4 separate regions of the Homo sapiens genome follow, and all the other regions are linked to region 4. Evidence: read pairs that join two places in POLR2A ChIA-PET (ENCODE). Cell type or tissue: OCI-LY7. All regions are shown on one strand. Each heading gives the region's core, and the rest is flanking DNA. Links, peaks and the distances in the headings are about the cores only.

Region 1 (4,709 bases), core at 845-3,344, 220 kb before region 4:
AACACACAGACTTGCCCTCCTTCCTCTGCTCTGTCATCCACAGATTGATAAACATCCTTCATAATCCAAATCACTCACACAAAATGTTGACCAGTAAAACATCCAGTGTGCCAGGAAGACCCTGGGTGCGGCTTCTCAACCCAGTGATGCCCACATTTCTTCATCTTGCCCACCAGTCATAAAAACAGGTGAAGCCTTGCCAAATCCAATCATGTTACACCTGTGGCATCTCATGGGCCATCCTGAGCATTTCTACAGATGCTCCCCAAAACCTCACGCAGCTTGAACATTTCTGTGATGCCCAGCATGGTGGCACACACCTGTAGTCCTGGTTACTCAGAAGGCCGAGGCAGGAGGATCACTGGAGCCCAGGAGTTCGAGACCAGCCTGAGCAACACAGTGAGACTCCTTTTTTTTTTTTTTTTTTGAGACGGAGTCTCACTCTGTTGCCCAGGCTGGAGTGCAGCGGCAAGATCTTGGTTCACTGCAACCTCCACCTCCTGGGTTCAAGCAATTCTCTTGCCTCAGCCTCCAGAGTAGCTGGGGTTACAGGTGCGTGCCACCACCCCCAGCTAATTTTTGTATTTTTAGTAGCGACAGGGTTTCACCATTGTGGTCAGGCTGGTCTTGAACTCCTGACTCATGATCCGCCTGCCTCGGCCTCCCTAAGTGCTGGGATTACAGGTGTGAGCTACCGTGCCTGGCTGAGATTCCATCTTTAAAAAAAAAAAAAAAAAATCTGACTAGTTCTCCAAAAGAAGCATAAGGATGATAAAACAAGTAGAAGATCAAATGACATCTACTCAGGATGGGAGATTAAGTGAGGATGATCCATATCATCACTGGCATATAGAAAGCCCTCAGTAAACAACTTTTTATCTTCATTCATCCAGATCAGTCTTCTGTCATTGATGATGCAGATAGGAGGCTGATAGGAGGAGGATATGGTTGTCTTCTTAAAGTTGCCCTTAAGGAATCTGCTTTGTTTCAATTATCTATCATTTCAGTTATCTTTTCAGCCTGGACCATCTGTGAGAATACTGCATATCACTTTACATAATGTTATTATTTTAAATTTACCTCTTTCAAAAACTGCTCCCTTCCTTCAGTTTTCAAAAACCAGGATTTAGGGAACAAAATACTGGTCACTGTTGTTGTCAACTGTGACTTCAAAGCCTTTCGCTTGCTCACTCCCAGCTCTCCTTTTGACCAGAGCTCATGCTCCTCTCCTGCCTCACCATCCCTCCCCTGAAGGTCAGGGACTAGGGAGGGTCACGAAGACCAAAAGGGTCAAGGAGGGAAAATAAGGAGATCTTTTGTGATCTGCGCTGTGTCTACCTTAGAAGAGGGGCTGCTGTCATCTCCTACCCAGTGTTTCCGCTACAGAATCCTTGATCAAAACAGCTAATGATGATCTCAGTGGAGATCGTCATCTTTCCTCTCCCCTGAGCTCTGTGCGCCACCCCCTTTTTTATTTATTTATTTATTTATTTATTTATTTATTTTTTGAGACAGTCTCTCACTCTGTCGCCCAGGCTGGAGTTGAGTGGCACAGTCTTGACTCACTGCAACCTCCGCCTCCAGGGTTCAAGCAATTCTCCTGTGTCAGCCTCCCAAGTAGCTGGGACTACAGCTGTGTGCTACCAAGCCCAGCTAATTTTTGTACTTTTGGTTGAGATGGGGTTTCACCATGTTAGCCAGGCTGGTGTCAAACTCCTGGCCTCAAGTGATCCGCCCTCATTGGCCTCCCAAAGTGCTGGGATTACAGGCGTGAGCCACTGTGCTCAGCCCTGCACCACTATTCTGACAACCCTATGGCCGTCCCCACCTAGATGTCCCCAAGACACTCCTGCAATTAAACATGTGTACCACAAAGGCTTGTGCTCACAGCCTTCCAGCCCTCCACCCGACCCCACCATGCCCCTGGCCTTAGGATCACCCTTGCTCCATTTGCCACACTTCAGGTTCACTCTCAGCCTGCTCCCCTTCCTTACCCCTCATCCTATTGGCCTGAAATCCTGTCAGTGACACCTCCTAAGTATCCATTGCCTCTCTCTTCAAGCCTTCATCATCTTTACATGATTATTGTAACAGCCTCACACTGACCTTCCTCTGCCCGTCCCACCTCCAATTTAACCTTCCACTATGCCAATGGAATGCTCTTTTCCTGTTGAGCATCCTTCATGGTACCCCCTTACTCTCTGGACAGTCAGCTCCTTGGCAGGTTCCACAGCACTGGGATCGTCCTCTCTGCATGGAGGCTCCCACCTGGCCTACCAGCTCCTTGCTAGTTACCAAATGCCCACTGAGGGCTGGCCCACGCTCATCGTCTCTTAGGAAAAGCCTTTCTCACCAGCCAGCCAGCCTCATTTCCTCAGGGAGCCTTTCTGGGCCACCTCCACAGACAGAGCTGGCTCTCCAGCCTCTGCGATTGCTTGGCAAATCTCTGTGATCATGTAATGCTCATCATAAAACTACTTCACATTTATTAAGAGCTCTGCTGAGTGCCAAGTACTGGGCCTCACACACATTCTCTCTTAATGCTCACGGTAACCCTAAAAGGTACCTGAACTCATCTCCTGATAAGGAAACCAAGACGGGACATGATGTCACTTCCCCCAAGGTCATAGAGCCAGGAAGCAGAAAAGTCTTGAGCCCAGATCTGAAGGATCACAGAGCCTGAACACAGCCACAGAGCATCAGCCTCAGTGGGATGAGGGCTGTTATGTCACCTCTCACCTTGCTTCCTGATGATGGATTTACTTGTCTCTCTCCCTCAGGCCATGAGCTCCTTGAGAGCAGGGACTGGATCTGGCTCATGTTTGTCCTCTGTCCTCTGGCACAGTGCCTGGTGCATGGGCTGACTTTCATTTTGTTTGCTTCCTAAGCCAGTTTATGCATGAGCCCCTCAGGGGAATGTACGGGGACCCTTCCTGAATCTGTGCTTTGCTTCTGCCTGCAAACATTGTGACCCTCACCTCAAGCAATGTCCAAATTTTCCCCCAAAATATCATATTCTATCACTCACTGACTCAGTTCTCCAAGCTCTGAAGCAACCCCCCAAACCCTTCGGTTTTCATTCTGCCAAATGCTATCTGTTTCTGTTGGCTTTTGCCTCAATCCCTGCCTTGTGTAACCAGCAGGTAAGAACTGGATATGGGGTGATCCTACTCCTGGGGTACAGCTCTACAGCCCACAGCACCAGGAAGCCCCTAGTTGAAAAGTATGTACACAGCTCTGTAGGAGAGACCCCTGAACCTAGGACCCATCCTGACCATTCCTCCTAGGGTGCCCTGAGTGGATGGTTGGAGGAAATCAGTAAAGATGCCTCTCAGTTGCCGAGTGTGATACCACAGGAGCACCTGAAGGCATGCTGCCTAAGGAAACCTGCCCCACCCACTGTCAGCCTCACCGCACCCCACCCCCAACCTTTTATTTTTCTCTGTTATCCAAAGCAAGACTTCCAAGTTTGGGCTGGAGGTGGTGCAGGGAGGGTAGGTGGAGTTGCTTCTGACTTTGTAGCTCTGGGACCAGGCTTCCCAACATGGCCCAAGGACCCCCAAACCCAGCAGGATTACTGCCAAAGCAAGCCACACTGGGGGCTCTCCTTCTGTTATAAGTTCAAGTCACATAGCCTGGGCACGGTGGCTCACACCTGTAATCCCAGCACTTTGGGAGGCTGATGCAGGAAGATGGCTGAAGGCCAGGAGCTCAAGACCAGCCTGGGCAACATAGTGAGACCCTGTCTCTATAAAAATAATTTTTTTTAGGTGGAGTCTTGCTCTGTTGCCCAGGCTAGAGTGCAGTGGTGTGATCTTGGCTTACTGCAACATCCACCTCCCAGGTTCAAACGACTCTCCTGCCTCAGCCTCCCAAGTAGGTGGGACTACAGGTGTGCACCATCACATCCAGCTAATTTTTATATTTTTTAGTAGAGATGGAGTTTCACCATGTTGGCCAGGTTGGCCTTGAACCCCTGATCTCAGGTTATCCGCCCGCCTCAGCCTCCCAGAGTGCTGGGATTACAGGCATGAGCCACTGTGCTCAGCCAACAATTTTTTAAAATAAATAAATTTAAGCCACAGCTTAAAAGAGACCCTCAGCTAAATGGAGACATGTTACCAAAATCAGTATTTTTACTCAGTGGGAGGAGAGAAGTCTTGCCTAAGGACTGTCCAACTCCTCATAGAACACTTTAGTCCTAGGAAGCATCAGGGGAGTGGGGTTGCAATTTATTTCACTTTATTTCTGCTGAGTTGCCTTGGGAGTCTGAACTTTGATCTGGGTGGGAATCAGAGAATGGCACGGGTCAGTTCAAGCTCTTGTCAGATAAAATGTTCTCCCTTGGCTCAAAGAAGAGGCCTGAACTCACTTCCCGTTAACCTAATATCTGTCTCGGCACCCCTGTTCCACGGTGATCCCTTCTCCCCCACCCTATTTAATCACCTTTCCTGGCCACTGCTGTCCTGGCCATGCAGCAACAGCTACAACCCAGAAGACAGGCAGGTATTGCTTCCCTTCAGCTACTATCTTGTAACTCCCTCTTAATTTACAATCTGTTTGCTGTTTCAGATGTTTGGAAAGAAAACGCCTTAGTCAGCAGCCCTAGAAAGCCTCATTTTCAGTAAAATCTGGACACTTCTTTTCCACCCTAGGGTTGTGGTTTTTGTTTGTTTTTTTTTTTTTTTTTGGCTGGAACCTAACATCTG
Region 2 (4,322 bases), core at 157-2,656, 180 kb before region 4:
GATGTGGGACAGAGCTCCTCGATCTCGTCCAAGGCAGAGGAGAAACTGTCCTTTTCTGGCAAGAGGGCTGGAGGTGACAGTTTGGTGGGAGCCGTGGGCTGCATGGCCTGGGAGGTGCAAAACGTGTCATCGTCGTCCTCGAGCAGTGAGGCCGGGGTGAGGCAGGCCTCCAGGGGCGTAGTGCTTCCGAGGTCGCAGGGGTGGGAGGACGGGGACGCCAGGTGGCTGAAGGCCGGCGGGGCCTCTCGGTAGCTGTCGCTGGGCTCGGTGGTGGGCTGGGAGGAGGGGGTGAACATGGGCCTCAGGCTGCCTTCCTGTTTGAGTTCCTCCTGGATCCGCCTCAACATGTTGTTAATTAAAACGGTCTTTTGCAAGCTGGGCTCTGTCAGGGGCCTGTGGTTATAGAGTTTCATAAGGGAAATGTTGAAGATAGTCTGGCGCTGTAAGGTGTAAGACACCTTGGATGGACCGTCACAGGGAGACACGATTTTGCCTTCCAGCCCATCTTCATGCTCATCAAACTTCCGTTTTCCTCCTTTACCCAACATATATCTGCAGAGGGGAGAGAGAGGAAATGGCATTAATCACATGAAAGCTGATTTCTCCCATAAAAAAAGAGACTGATTTAGAGGGCAGGACTTGGACCTCAGTTTCCTGCCCAGGGTTATTTACAAGTACACGTGGATTAATTAGGGGTGGGAGGAAGGAAGACCTTTTACAATAAGAGAGAGTTAGAAAATCCACCTTTGTATGCCTGTGGAGCAATTTTTATCACTAGGTAGTCTGGTGAGTGTATTTCTTGAGAAATGTGTACGACACAGACAAGTTAAGAATTACCATGGAAACCATGATTTTGACTTTCTCAGCTCATGTGCTTGTGTTCGCATGCCTAAGATTATCATGCAGGTTCGATTTCCCTCCCCCACGTAGATTTATTTTTAAAGCCCAAGAAAACACTTACAATGCTATGACCTAAACAGATACAGGTGTCATAGATTACAGCTTGAGCACTTCTTAAAGGATTAAAAGAACCAAGTTAAAGAAAGGTAACATGTATAATTTGGGTAGAACTGTGTGTGCTTTCAAAATGCTTTTCCTTCCTCATTAAGCACGGAGTCTTTCTGCCTGGTTGGGGACATGTGGTGAAGCACTGCACCTGTGTTAAATGACCACAGTGACTGAGCCGCCGCCACTTTTCATTTAGAATCAAGGGGAGGAATGCGTATGTCCCAGCCTAAGTTCTTCCTTGGCTCAACTTCATCCACACACAGTTATGTTTGAAGACAACTGGATTAATTTTGAAGTAATTAGCTCTGATTATAAGCATTGCTGTTTGGGTACTCGAGACATTTCCTAACAAACTACCTCCTGTGATTCCAGAGATACATGCATATTTTGAGGAAACCATGACCTCATATCTCAGACCCTGAGAATCTGGTAATGGGTTGAATTTTAAAACTGCAGCCAGGAACTCCTGCCCCATCTTGCCTGCTGCTCACAGGCCAGGCTGTGTCCTCTCTTGCTCTGGCCTTAGTGAATACATTTTATCAACTGGTTGTCACCTTCTGGGGAGTGGGCCTTCCAACTTTCCAAGATCATGTGACATCGTCACAACCTCCTTTCAGAACTTCTACTGTCTAAACAGAACAATCTCAAGTTCATTAGCCTTTGCCTCAAAGATCTCACTTTCTAACCATTTAACAAGAAACCTGTCTTTTGGTGTTCGGACCAGGATCGTGGTTCGAATGAAGCCAGGCCCATGCTTGCTCCCTCACCGTCCCCGCCTCCAGCTACAGCACTCTCAGGGACTCCTGCTAATCCTGTCCTCAGTGTGACTCACTCTCATGTCTTCATATACAGGCAACTGCTTTGTAGTTATTCAATTTCTCTTCTAAATGCCACTTACCTTTTAATGAACTGCTTCAGCTGATTGATCACACCTCATTCAATCCTTTAATAACTTATCCACATCTACACTGTCATAGGCATTTGGCCAGGCCCAGTGGGGAGTCCCACATGAACACCCTGGCCTTCAAGAGGCTAAATAGCCCCTCCTACACCTGATCACCATTTTGAATTTCAAGTCTCGACCTAAAGAAATAAGGCTAAATGGAATATAAACTTCACAGAACTTCTTTCTCATACTTTGTCACAAAGCAGGCCATGCTGCCCTCAAGGCCAGTATACAGGTAGACATGGAGCCTGCCACTTGGGGTAACCGTCTTACCTCATGTCTCATGAGGTCTCCAGAAGAGACAGATGAACAAGCTGCGACCTATCAACATCAGAATCGGCTTGAGATTTGTTAATACTTATGAAGAATGTGGAGTTACTTGCATGAAACATTTCCCCTCATTTTGTTAACATTTAAAAAATGGCTGTCAATGTCAATCACAATGACCAGTCCAGTAATTAATTGTTCTTCAGGGCAATAAAGGTTATGATAGTAACAGTTGGTTTGTCTAATACTTCAAGTGATAGACATATTTCCTACTGTTTAGTGCTAAAATTCTCATCTGTGTATTTACTTTGCATAGAACATTTCCTATCTAAAGTATCTGTTTAAACTTGAAGGTGAATCAGAGTGGAGGTGGTTTCATCTCATATTGCAAAACGTTTTCTACTTCATGCATGAGAGGTACTACTGGACAACTGGGTTTTGAAACATAACTGTATTCACAGGTATGCTATTGGTATTTGCTTATAATTTAAGCATTTAAATACTTATAGAAAAATTTCACTTTTGCTAAAGAGCTAAGTGCATTTAATTCTCATATAAAGTTCTAAGATTTATGTTATGTTATAATGTGATCATGGCAACATACTTAAATGTGTGAGTACACAGATACATACACACTCTAAAATAGTGTTTCTCAAAGTGTGGCCACAGATGGTGCCTGTCTGCGAACTGTTACTGGTCCACGATGAGGTATGTAGAGAGAGACATTTTATTATTTAGAAACTTCTACAGCAAATTTACACAGTAACTGTTATGTCTGTACATGGAATTTTTAAAATGGGGCTTCTATTTTCCATAACTTTGTATTTTTATTTCATTTTATGATAATTATTTTTATTGTGTCTTACTGAAGTCTGTGAAAGATTGGGGGGCCAGGGAACCAAGAGAGCCCCTAATCACAGAAAGCTTGAGAAGCACTGTCCGTAAGTGTAAAACAAAATACAACCGAAAACAAACTAGCTTATTGCCACTGTGGATTTTTATCGGTTTTCTGGAGGAGAGGTAACATTTAGGGAAGATGGTGTAGACTCTTCTTACAGTCATCAATGCAGAATTGTCTTTTTAAAGACTTGTTACTAGAACAAACAACAGGGCTTTTTTAATACTGCATTTTTCTAGAAATAATCACTGAATCTACAGAATTCACCTATTTAAAAAGTATACAGGCCATGCAAAATATTATAGGCATTTAGTAGAATTCCCATAGCTGAAAGAGATCTTTGGAGATATTTTCAGAAGGATTTCAATGTGAGAAGCACCTAATTTCCAATTAGAATGATCCAGCTGGCCAGAGCTGTGTGCTAATCCTAATGATTTAGAGAAAGCCTGATAAGACATCTGTAATGCTGCCTGGAAGGGGAGGGCAGAGGGCTCGGTAAGCAAAACCTGTAAGCAGGAACAGACACACACACCAAATCTTGGATGCACCTCAGAGGTGTGAATACGGACCCCTGATGAAGTGTACCTCAAGGCAGTTTTGCCACCATTTCTCTGTTTTGTATTATAAGGCAAAACTGACTCCACACACCCAGTAAGATTGTAAAATGCATATAATCTTGATTTTTAATCCTAATTCTATCTAAGCTGTTACAGAAAGGAATACAATGCAACATAATAAAAAGTGAAGTCATTTTCCTTAAGTTTGCCTGACACACTGCAGTAACATTACAATGAGCATATTCAGAAGAGGCCTCCAACTCCTAGAGGGGGAGGGCAGTGGGAACTCTCACTCTCAGGGCTTTGTGTAACAACCACCTCCTTAAGCAGGGCCCAATTTAAAGGAGAAAAGACACGACATGCCCTCAAGAACCGGAGGGCAAGAAGCCAGGCGCATCAGCCCCTCCAGGCCTTTCTGGGCCTGGCTCAGGCTGGCCAAGGTCAGGGTCGGCCCAGCTCCTAGCTCCTCAGAAGCCTCTCTTTCCTCAGGCACTCTAAGAAAATAACAATAGCTCTTTAACCACCCTTTGGAGAGGCAAGGGACCTTTCAAAAAGGCTTCGCTGGGCTGCAACTTGAAGATGAAGCAGTAGCAGGAGCTAAGGACGTGTAGGTGACTCTAGGGAGGGGGTGCTGTGGTTCCTGCGG
Region 3 (4,709 bases), core at 1,197-3,696, 460 kb before region 4:
AACCCTTATCTCAGGGTCAGCTCCTGGAAGCAGACTTAATGTAGTGTGGCTGTGAAGTTCCACGGACATCTTCAAAGAGACTGAATTGACTTGAACTGACTATGCACCATGCCAGCCTGAGACTCTGGGGGCCTTCACTGGATCAAAGAACCACTGAAGGAAGAGGAAGCGATTCCATAGGGCAGGGAAACAGCTGGCTCTCACTGCCCCCAGGGGAAAGCCTACTACGCTCAGCGCCTTGGATGGCAGTCAGCATGAAAGGGTGAGCAGTGGTCCTCACTCCCAGAGACAGGACTGCAGCCCTCAGCCCTTGCTCATTCCTGCATCACAAGCACAGGAGAGGCTAGAATTAGTGAGGAAGGAGGAACAGAGGAGGGGGAATGCGCTGGCTCCTAAGGGTAGGTAAAAGGGGAGGGAGGACGTTTGGGGGAAGGAACAGGCTGAGTGATGAGGAGCAGGTCCTCTTGGGCCTTCTGTCCCTCAATGGAGCTAGACCTGAGGCCACAGCCTTGCAGCCCCCTCACTGACAGTCTGACCCCTCTAGTCCCCCTGAAGAGCCCTCACCCCATACCTAGGACAGCCACTGAATATGAGCCCTTTCTTCCTTCAGTTACTCCTGCTCCTTTAAACCACAGCAGACTCAGGTGAGAGTAGGTCGTGATTTCCACAGGGTTACCTCATCCAAGAGCTGTGCCCCCCAGAGCTAAAGTAAGGATGATTTCAGGAGAATACCCACAGAAAATAGGTCTCTTTCTCCATGGACATTCCATTCACTCCCTATACATATACGTGTTTCGACACACACATGCACACACACACACACACACACACTTGTATTTTCTCTTCTGTGCATTGACCTCAGTCCAGGCCTGCTGGTTAGGCAGGTGTTGTACAGCCAGACTCTGGGGTTCATGGATTTTCCTGGTTGAGTAAGAACTGACTGGCAGCCTGACAGAGCTAAGCACAAGCTCAGGTCACAGAAAAAGTGGTGGGGCTGCGAGAAGGAAAGTGAAGCACCCCAGGGCCTTGAGACCTGCCTAACAGCAATGAGCCACTCCCCTGCTTGAGTCATCTCCACTCTCTCCTCCACACCTGCACAGAAAGAGTGACCTGCTGCCTGGGGAATGCAGGTGCCTCCCTCCACAGCCTCGTCCCAGGGAAACAGCTGTTCTACCTTTGGGAAGAGGGAGTCTCTTCCTTGGCCCTGCAGGGATGCCGTCTCCTGCCTTCTTCCTCATTCCCAAAGCTGTGGCAATTCTCCCTCCCTGTGCGATGCCAGGCATGGTCTTTGCTGGCGTCCATTCTCCATTCATGGGTGTTCACCCATCATGAACCAGGAATGTGCTTCCTCCTGTCAGTACGGGACAGTCCTTGTATGGGAAACATACAATTCCTCCTCCCACTGTCAGAACTTCCACTGGTACTTCTCCCCACAGCCAAGCTCAGGCCTCAAAGTAGGCTGAGAAAATCTTCAGCAGGGAATATAGAGTTCTTAGTGTATATTTTTTTCCACTCGGGAAAAGCAACAAATTTATATTCCCTCAGTAAAAATTCAGTCAACCCTCAAGGCTACCATGGACAGTGGTGTTGGTTGTACCCTGCACAAATATGCCCTGCTGAGGGGATGAGTGGAGGCTGAAATTCAGCTACAGCTCACTTGCCACAGTGTGTATTCTGGTATGGGACTGCATCCGTTTAAAGTTTGCACAGAAGCACCTCTTGATCGTTGGGCTCCGTACCCAGAATGGGCACCTTTTCCTAAGGCATGCAAGACTCACTATAGGATAGCCTCTGCCCTGCCAACCTTGCTTCTCTCACCTCCTGCCTAGAAGTACTTTTGTCTTTGCCCATTCTTACAAGGCAGTATTTTTCCCCTTTCACCTCCTCCTTCTCTGTCTGAGGACAGTCTGATAGGATCAGAGACCCACAGACTGTCACTGCCATTGAGAAATAACATCCATGTGCCTTTTGAGTTCTTATTCTCAGATGGACAGCCACCCCAGTCATACTGGGCAGAGCTGTCAAGGGTGGTTTGCCCGTCCCTTCAGCCTGGTCTTCCTTCCTGATCTTCCTGTCTTCCTTCTTTTCCTCCTATAGTGTCCAGCAAGACCATCTCTCATGAAGCTTGCTCTTGAGGAGATAGAGTCACAGGAGGTGAGCAAGGACTAACCTGAAAAGATCCCCTCTAGCCCCACCCTGCCCTGGCTGCAGCCTCAGGAAATGGCAGGTGGAGCTCATCATCAGGCCTGGCTCCAACGCCCCCTTGCTTTTCTATGAAATATTTCTCTTCGCTTGTAGCATTGCATCTTCTTCTGCCAGGCTGTGAGCTGGAACTAAGCATCCCAGCTGGGGGCATTCCTCAGCACAGAGGGGAGCTTAAGCAAAGTTTGCAGAAAGTGCCTCCTGGGGCAAATGGCCTGCACTGGCTTCAGTCTGATGTGGTGGAGGCTGTCACTGCATATCTCAGACAGATTCTCCCTGCTCCTTTACCCCTGAGTTTTCTCTTTGCAACTTCCCTCCTCAGTTGTTTGCAGGAAGCAGCAATTAAGAGTTTGCCTTGTGTTGTTGGAGCTCCTCGAGCTTAACTCTGAAGCCCTTGGCTGGGCAGACCTCCTGTGGGTCCTTCTGAGGGCTTGGGGCTCGGTAGATAATTTAGAGCCAGTTTGGTTCCACGGATGGGGCCCACCCCACATCCCCAGGCTTCACCTGTAGCACAGGAGGGGCCAGACCTGCTCACTTTCAGGTGTACCCTGATCTGGGGACTCTGCCAAGCTCATAGCCAGGGCTCAGCCTGTTCCAGTATCATACTGGGGGTCTGAGCACAGCTTAGTAGGATAGGAGGCAGGGCTCAGATAGACCCAGACCATGGTTTGGAAATATCACGTTCCACTAAGAGGAATCAGGCACCTTGGAAAAATAGCCAATTCTAGGGCTGGAGCGGAGATATATGAGCTCGGAATACCTTGTGGCTGTGAGCCAGGTAGTACTCAAAGAATGACAGGAACATGTCAAAAGGACACAGCAGCCAGCTTTAAGGAGCTCCCACTGGCTGTGTTCAGGACAATTTGAGCATCAAAATAGTGATAATAATGGATTCTAGTCTATTTACTATGACAGGAATCTTTGAGCCCATACTGATAAAAAATGAATATTAATAAATTGAATGTTCAATGAAAAACAGGGCATTTACATAATCTCAATGTATTTCCCCACAAAATACTTAATTACAAAAGGGAAAATAATAATTTACAGTGGAGAAACTGGCAGACACCACCATAATCAAGTGACCAAAGTAAACATCACCAGTCATGGGACAAATAGAAATCACGTGGCACCTGGTAAAATCAACGCCAAGAGCACAGGAGGATTGTTGCGATGTGACTATTTGTGTGGAAAGGTGAGACTACAAATTCTACAAAATGGGTGGCTTGCGATTTCCAAAACCATCAAGGTTCTGAAAATCAAGGAAAAGTTGGAAGAACTGTTTCAGACTAACCGAAGAAGACTAAGGAGAATTGCCTGTTAAGTGTGATGTATGATCCTGGCCTCAATCCTTTTACTTTAACATATTTGGGACTATTGCACAACTTGAATTTGTCTAAGAATTAGAATGGTAATTGTATTAGTCTGTTCTTACACTGCTATAAAGAACTACCTGATACTGGGTAATTTATGAAGAAGAGAGGTTTAGTTGAATAACAGTTCTGCAGGCTTAACAGGAAGCATGACTGGGAGGCCTCAGGAAACTTACAATCATGGTGGAAGGCGAAGGGTAAGCAAGCACATCTTCACAATGGCAGAGCAGGGAACAGGTGAGAGAGAGGAGGGAAGTGCAACACTTTCACACCATCGGATCTCATGAGAACTCCCTCACTATCATGAGAACAATATGTGGGAAACTGCCCCCATAATCCAATCACCTCCCACCAGGTCCCTCCCTTGACATGTGGGGATTACAATTCAGATGAGATTTGGGTGGGCACACAGAGTCAAACCATATCTGTAGTGATATATCAGTCTTAATGAATAGATTTCAATGGTGGTTTGTGGTTATGTCAAAGAATATTCTTTTTTGTAGGAAATACACAATAAAGTATTCAGGGGTCATGGGGCATTATGTGGCAAACGTGCTCATTTGTTTCAGGGTAAAACAATGCTGCTCTTACAAACATTCTGTACATTTGAGATTGTTTCACAAAGTTTTAAAATCATTTAATTAATTAAATGAAACCCTGTACCTACAGTTAAATTCAGAATTGAGACATCTATTTCCACAGAAGTTTAAGTGTAAAGAAGTTAGAGGCTTTATGTGGATACATACTCAATATCCGAATAATATAAAAATGGCAATGATATTATATAGCTTGAAATATTATTCAGATTAAAAATAATCACATGAGACTCTGAGGGCAGAAATGTGTCTATTTTATTTACTACTACTGTATTCTCAGCAGAGGATTTGGCATTAATAAATATTTGTTAAATAAATGAATAATATGTGGCAAATAATAAGACCCCAATAAATGGTAATTTTTAAACTGTTGTTGTTACTTATAAGGATGGAAGTCAACCATGTGAAGCTGCCAAAATGTTGGTCTTAGGGTGGCACAAGGTAAACAATAGCTCAAACACATATCACAATAGTCCTGCCAAATCTGGACAATCATGCTCAGTTCTAAATGCAATATTTTAAGCTCTATCAGATTTAA
Region 4 (4,709 bases), core at 1,069-3,568:
AATCTCGGCTCACAGCAACCTCCGCCTCCTGGCTCAAGCAATTCTCCTGCCTCAGCTTCCTGAGTAGCTGGGATTACAGGCGTGTGCCACCACACCCAGCTAATTTTTGTATTTTTAGTAGAGACGGGGTTTCACCATGTTGGCCAGGCTGGTCTCGAACTCCTGACCTCAGGTAATCCTCCCGCCTCAGCCTCCCAAAGTGCTGGGATTACAGGCACGAGCCACCGCACCTGGCCAATGTGACCCTCTTAAAAAACAGAAATATTAATGGCACCTCTATTGCAGGATGGTCACTGAGAATTCAGTGAGATTGTGACAGGGAAAATATTTTGGGAAATTTTTAAGTTTTTTTTTTTTTTAAACACTGTATTTATGTCCTATATCTCTTGGCCTTCTCCCATTTCGTCTGTAGTCTTTTACTGCCTTGCAGCATTCATTGCCTCAGGGGGCAAATGACATGACAGAAAAGCAGCACAACAGTTTAGGAGCTGTCAGAAGAAAGCCTTTTGAACTGCAAAGTTTAAGTCTGGGCCTGGCGCAGTGGCTCAGGCCTGTAATCCCAGCACTTTGGGAGGCCGAGGCTGGCAGATCACCTGAGGTCAGGAGTCTGAAATCAACCTGGCCAACATGGCAAAACCCCATCTCTACTAAAAATACAAAATTTAACTGGGCTTGGTGGCAGGATCTGTAGTCCCAGCTACTTGGAGGCTGAGGCAAGAGGATGGCTTGAACCTGGGAGGTGGAGTTTGCAGTGAGTCGAGATTGCACCACTGCATTCCAGCCCAGGTGACAGAGCAAGACTGTCTCAGAAAAAAAAAAAAAAAAGTATAAGTCTGAAATAATTGAAGGTGTCAAGTTTGTGCCCTAAATATTGGAACTGGAAAAACAATCAGATTGCCCTGTCTCCAGGAATATGGGATTATCAGGACTATGGAAGGGAGGAAAGAAGCAAAGCGAGGCAGAAAGTTGGCAGGGTCCCTGAGAGAGGGGCCTGCAGCTTGCTCCTTGCCCAGGGACTTGATCTAGAGTCCCTGATCTGCAATGATGAGTGACAGGAAAGCAGAGAGGACTGGTGCCTCCTGTCCCCAGGGCAGAGGAATTGTTTTCAAAATGTGCTCAGACAGAAAGGCTGTAGGTCAGAACCAGGTGCTGGAAACAGTGGCTTGCTCCCTGTGAACTACGAAGTGGTTTTGAGGTAGCAAAGAGAGTGATGGGTTTTAGATATGGAGTAAAGGAGGACCATCAAGCAGAAGCCTGCAAGAATGTCAGCCCTCACACTGCAACATAACGACAGGTGCCACTGTGGGTAGATAAGCACACGTAATAGCAAGTCCTAGCTACCGCCCATCACCTGGGAACTTAGACAAAACTTGGGATAGGGCAGGGACCCAAATCAATGAAATAAGGATGCTGCCACCTAGCAGAATGGACATTCAAAATAGAAATTAAAGTCATTTATAGAAAAAGTAAATACAATTGCATCATTGCTCAATTTTACACTTCTCATCCAGACCTTGAGATTTGCCCTCACTCTAAGATAATGCATGTAGCTGCTTGATGTATAATATATGCTCAGTAAATGCTAGCTACTATTAATATTATTGTTACCTTTGATCCCAGGACAAGACCCTGAAGAAAGTTCTTGCACTCTTTAAAGAAAGTTCCATTACTTTCTTTTAGAGAATCAAGGAAGGAAAGGGGGGTCATTTTATTCCTCCCAAGGGACACTCAGGTTTGTCACATGAACAGTCATGGTGGGAAAATGGGTCATCAACAACCAGAGAGGACATCTGTGGAGCGTCTTTATGACTGATAGAGTAAGTTCCCTATGTCCCAGTTTGTTGTGGGAAGTTAGGTGGAACCATGTGACTAATTCTAGCCCATGCAATGGAACAGAAGTCAAATATGCTATTTTCCTGCACACTAAAACTTCTCTCCAACCAAAAACAAAGTACTCTGAGGGCCCAGCAGACAGGCAGAACCATGAGAGAGGAGGAGCCTGGGTTTCTGAGACGCTCCCTGGAGAAGAGCCCCTTGGAGAGAGCCAACTAGGACACTTAGGTTGGGCTGTTCCTAAGTTAGAAATAAGCTTTTCTTGGGTTAAGCCATTAAAACTTTGGGGCTGTTTGACACAGCAGTCTATCCTGATACACACTGTACAAATACTAGAGTATGTTCAGTGAGTTCCTGTCAACACGATTGTGGGTTCCCCACCCCCGTACCCCTCTCCCACCCCTGCCACCACACTTCATCCTTCACAGCAGTCTCCTCGGAAGCCAGAGAGTGAGTGGGTATGACTGTACCTTATTTGCCTCGTAAATGTTCTTCCGGATTTAGACATTAACAAGAGTGAGCATAAGTTGGTTTCATTTTTAGGAACTTGAAAATCCTAGATTTGAGAGCATTTTTAGAAATGAAAGGCACATTTGTAGTCATTTGGCCCAACCATTAAAACAAGCAGGGAGAAAACCGAACCCTTGACAGGGACTGCTGTAAGGCCACAGAGCTGGATAGTACTGACGCCAAAATCAGGACCCACTTCTTCAGAGCTGCCTTCAATGTTCCTCTAGGTACTTTCAAATGTCCAGCATAGCATCACATTGACAACTCAAACTTCAAGATTGGACCAAAGTGGACTAAAATTCTGGCTCCACCTCTTACCAGGTGGACCATTTTAGGACTAGCATTTAACTTCTTTGAGGGTCGGTTTCCTTATCCGTAAAATGGAAATAATAATAGTAAGAGTACTTTCCTCCTAGTGTTGTCATGGCAACTAAATAGCTCCATGAATTTAAAGTACATGGCACAAGGGCCAGGCGTGGTGGTTCACGCCTATAATCCCAGTGCATTGGGAGGCCAAGTTGAGAGAATCTCTTGAGGTTAGGAGTTCAAGACCAGCCTGGGCAACATAGTAAGAGCCTGTATCTACAAAAAAAAAAATTTTTTTTAATTTGGGACATGATGGCACATGCTCTGTAGCCTTAGCTACTCAGGAGGCTGAAGCAACAGGATGGCTTGACCCAGAAGGTTAAGGCTACAGTGAGCTATGATCAGACCACTACACTCTAGTCTGAGTGACAGAGTGAGACCCTGTCTCTAACAAAATCAAATTAGATTAAAAAGTTCTTAGCACACATCTGACTCTAATAAAGTCTTAGTATGTTAGTTTCTGCTATTACTTAAAATAATACCAAAGTTGTATGAAAATAATGGGGCAACCTTAACAGAACCACATCACACAGCTTCAGGATTATTTCCTCTGGGAACAGAACTATGCATTCCCTGCTCATGCTTTATTTGGGGCACTGGTTCCTTATCTTATAGGTAGGCCTGACTCCCTCCTCTATCAGATGGCAAACTTCCTGTGGCCTTTCTGTATCCTTCAGGGCATAGGAGTGTGACTTGCACTAAAGCTTGTTGGGGGCCGGAGCCTAGCATGGGGAAGATAATTGCAAGCAGGCATGGGAGTCCCTAACACCCTATTCTTGGCCAGGGTCCCCATTCCTACCTCCTTCTTCAGAGCTCCAGCTCCTGCTCTGATGAAGAGAAGGCAGCCACTCCTGGCTGTCTAGCTGAATGGTCATTATTAAATATGTTGGGGCTCAGAAATTGATATTCTAAAATATGGTGCTTTGACATGCTGGACTGAAGAAGCAGCCTCAAGTTCTCTTTTTTGTTTGTTTGGTTTTGTTTTGTTTTTTGAGACGGAGTTTCACTCTTGTTACCCAGGCTGGAGTGCAATGACGCGATCTCGGCTCACCGCAATATCCGCTTCCCAGGTTCAAGCAATTCTCCTGCCTCAGCCTCCCGAGTAGCTGGGATTAGAGGCATGTGCCACCACGCCCGGCTACTTTTGTATTTTCAGTAGAGACGGGGTTTCTGCATGTTGGTCAGGCTCTCAAACTCCTGACCTCAGGTGATCTGCCTGCCTTGGCCTCCCAAAGCGCTGGGATTACAGGCGTGAGCCACCATGCCCAGCAAGGTCTCTCTGACCTCCCCGCCACTCCCTGCCTAGTCCTGTTTCTCAATTCTCTGTCTCTTCCAAAGCACGGGATAAATTGTTCTCCAAAGATCACTTATCTGCCTAAAGTTCAGACTCACCAAAGAAGACAACAATGACCTCTGGTCCCTTTCCCAAGTTTTCATTAACTGAACTGATATTGCAGGAAGAAAGACTGATGTCTGTCAACACACCTAGACAGACTTTTGTCACAAACCTGCTCTGCAGGCTCAACAGACTTTGTCCCAGGCCATTGTATGCTCTCCAAGTCCATTTATTTTCCCCTAAAAATTATTTACTATCCTTCGAATTGCCACATTTCTCCCATCTCCCTTGTCCTGTGAAGAAGGGTGTATAAGCATCTGTACCTTGTTGGGTTATTGAGTAATTATTCTCCTTCAATTCCCCCGAGCTGTACACCTAAAAATAAAAATTTGTATACCTTTTCTCCTATTAATCTGTCTTTGGTCAGTTGATTTTCAGCAAGCCTTTAGAGGGTGAAGGGGAAGTTTTCTCTTCACCCCTTGCTATGGTTTGGATGTTTTGTCCCCTCCAAATCTCATGTTGAATGTGATCCCCAGTGTTTGGAGGTGGGCCTAGTGGGTCCACTCACTAGTCATGGAGGTGGATCCCTCACGAATGGCTCGGTGCTGTCCTCAGGATAATGAGTGAGTTCTCACTCTGAGTTCACATGAGATCTGGTTGCTTA

Evidence for each region. Peaks named below come from ENCODE experiments on the same cell type or tissue, not always from the same donor. Only the 100,000 strongest peaks of a DNase experiment are listed, where the experiment ranks them.
Region 1: POLR2A ChIA-PET joins it to region 4 with 6 read pairs; 6 of 35 experiments call an interaction of 5 or more read pairs at or near these places.
Region 2: POLR2A ChIA-PET joins it to region 4 with 9 read pairs; 13 of 35 experiments call an interaction of 5 or more read pairs at or near these places.
Region 3: POLR2A ChIA-PET joins it to region 4 with 6 read pairs; 2 of 35 experiments call an interaction of 5 or more read pairs at or near these places.

What each region holds. Positions count from the first base shown.
Region 1 is chr2:64,596,938-64,601,646 of GRCh38, forward strand. All of the region lies in intron 3 of LOC105374773 (a long non-coding RNA gene), which reads right to left. Among named protein-coding and RNA genes, the nearest start is that of LINC02579, 8.0 kb to the right of the region's middle. In OCI-LY7, for the core only: no CTCF peak of the experiment used is centred there; no DNase peak of the experiment used is centred there.
Region 2 is chr2:64,636,324-64,640,645 of GRCh38, forward strand. It overlaps SERTAD2 (SERTA domain containing 2), which reads right to left. Exons shown (of 2, transcript NM_014755.3): 2 at 1-552. The coding sequence starts at 548. It overlaps SERTAD2-AS1 (SERTAD2 antisense RNA 1), which reads left to right and starts at 601. Exons shown (of 2, transcript XR_940172.3): 1 at 601-4,322. In OCI-LY7, for the core only: no CTCF peak of the experiment used is centred there; DNase peaks (open chromatin) are centred at 348, 1,138 and 1,445; H3K4me3 peaks cover 2,500 bases; H3K27ac peaks cover 2,500 bases.
Region 3 is chr2:64,361,751-64,366,459 of GRCh38, forward strand. No RefSeq gene overlaps it. Among named protein-coding and RNA genes, the nearest start is that of MIR4433B, 23 kb to the left of the region's middle. RefSeq lists an enhancer at 2,154-2,293. In OCI-LY7, for the core only: CTCF peaks have their summits at 2,245 and 2,448; a DNase peak (open chromatin) is centred at 2,261.
Region 4 is chr2:64,817,733-64,822,441 of GRCh38, forward strand. No RefSeq gene overlaps it. Among named protein-coding and RNA genes, the nearest start is that of LINC01800, 44 kb to the right of the region's middle. In OCI-LY7, for the core only: no CTCF peak of the experiment used is centred there; a DNase peak (open chromatin) is centred at 2,309; H3K4me3 peaks cover 915 bases.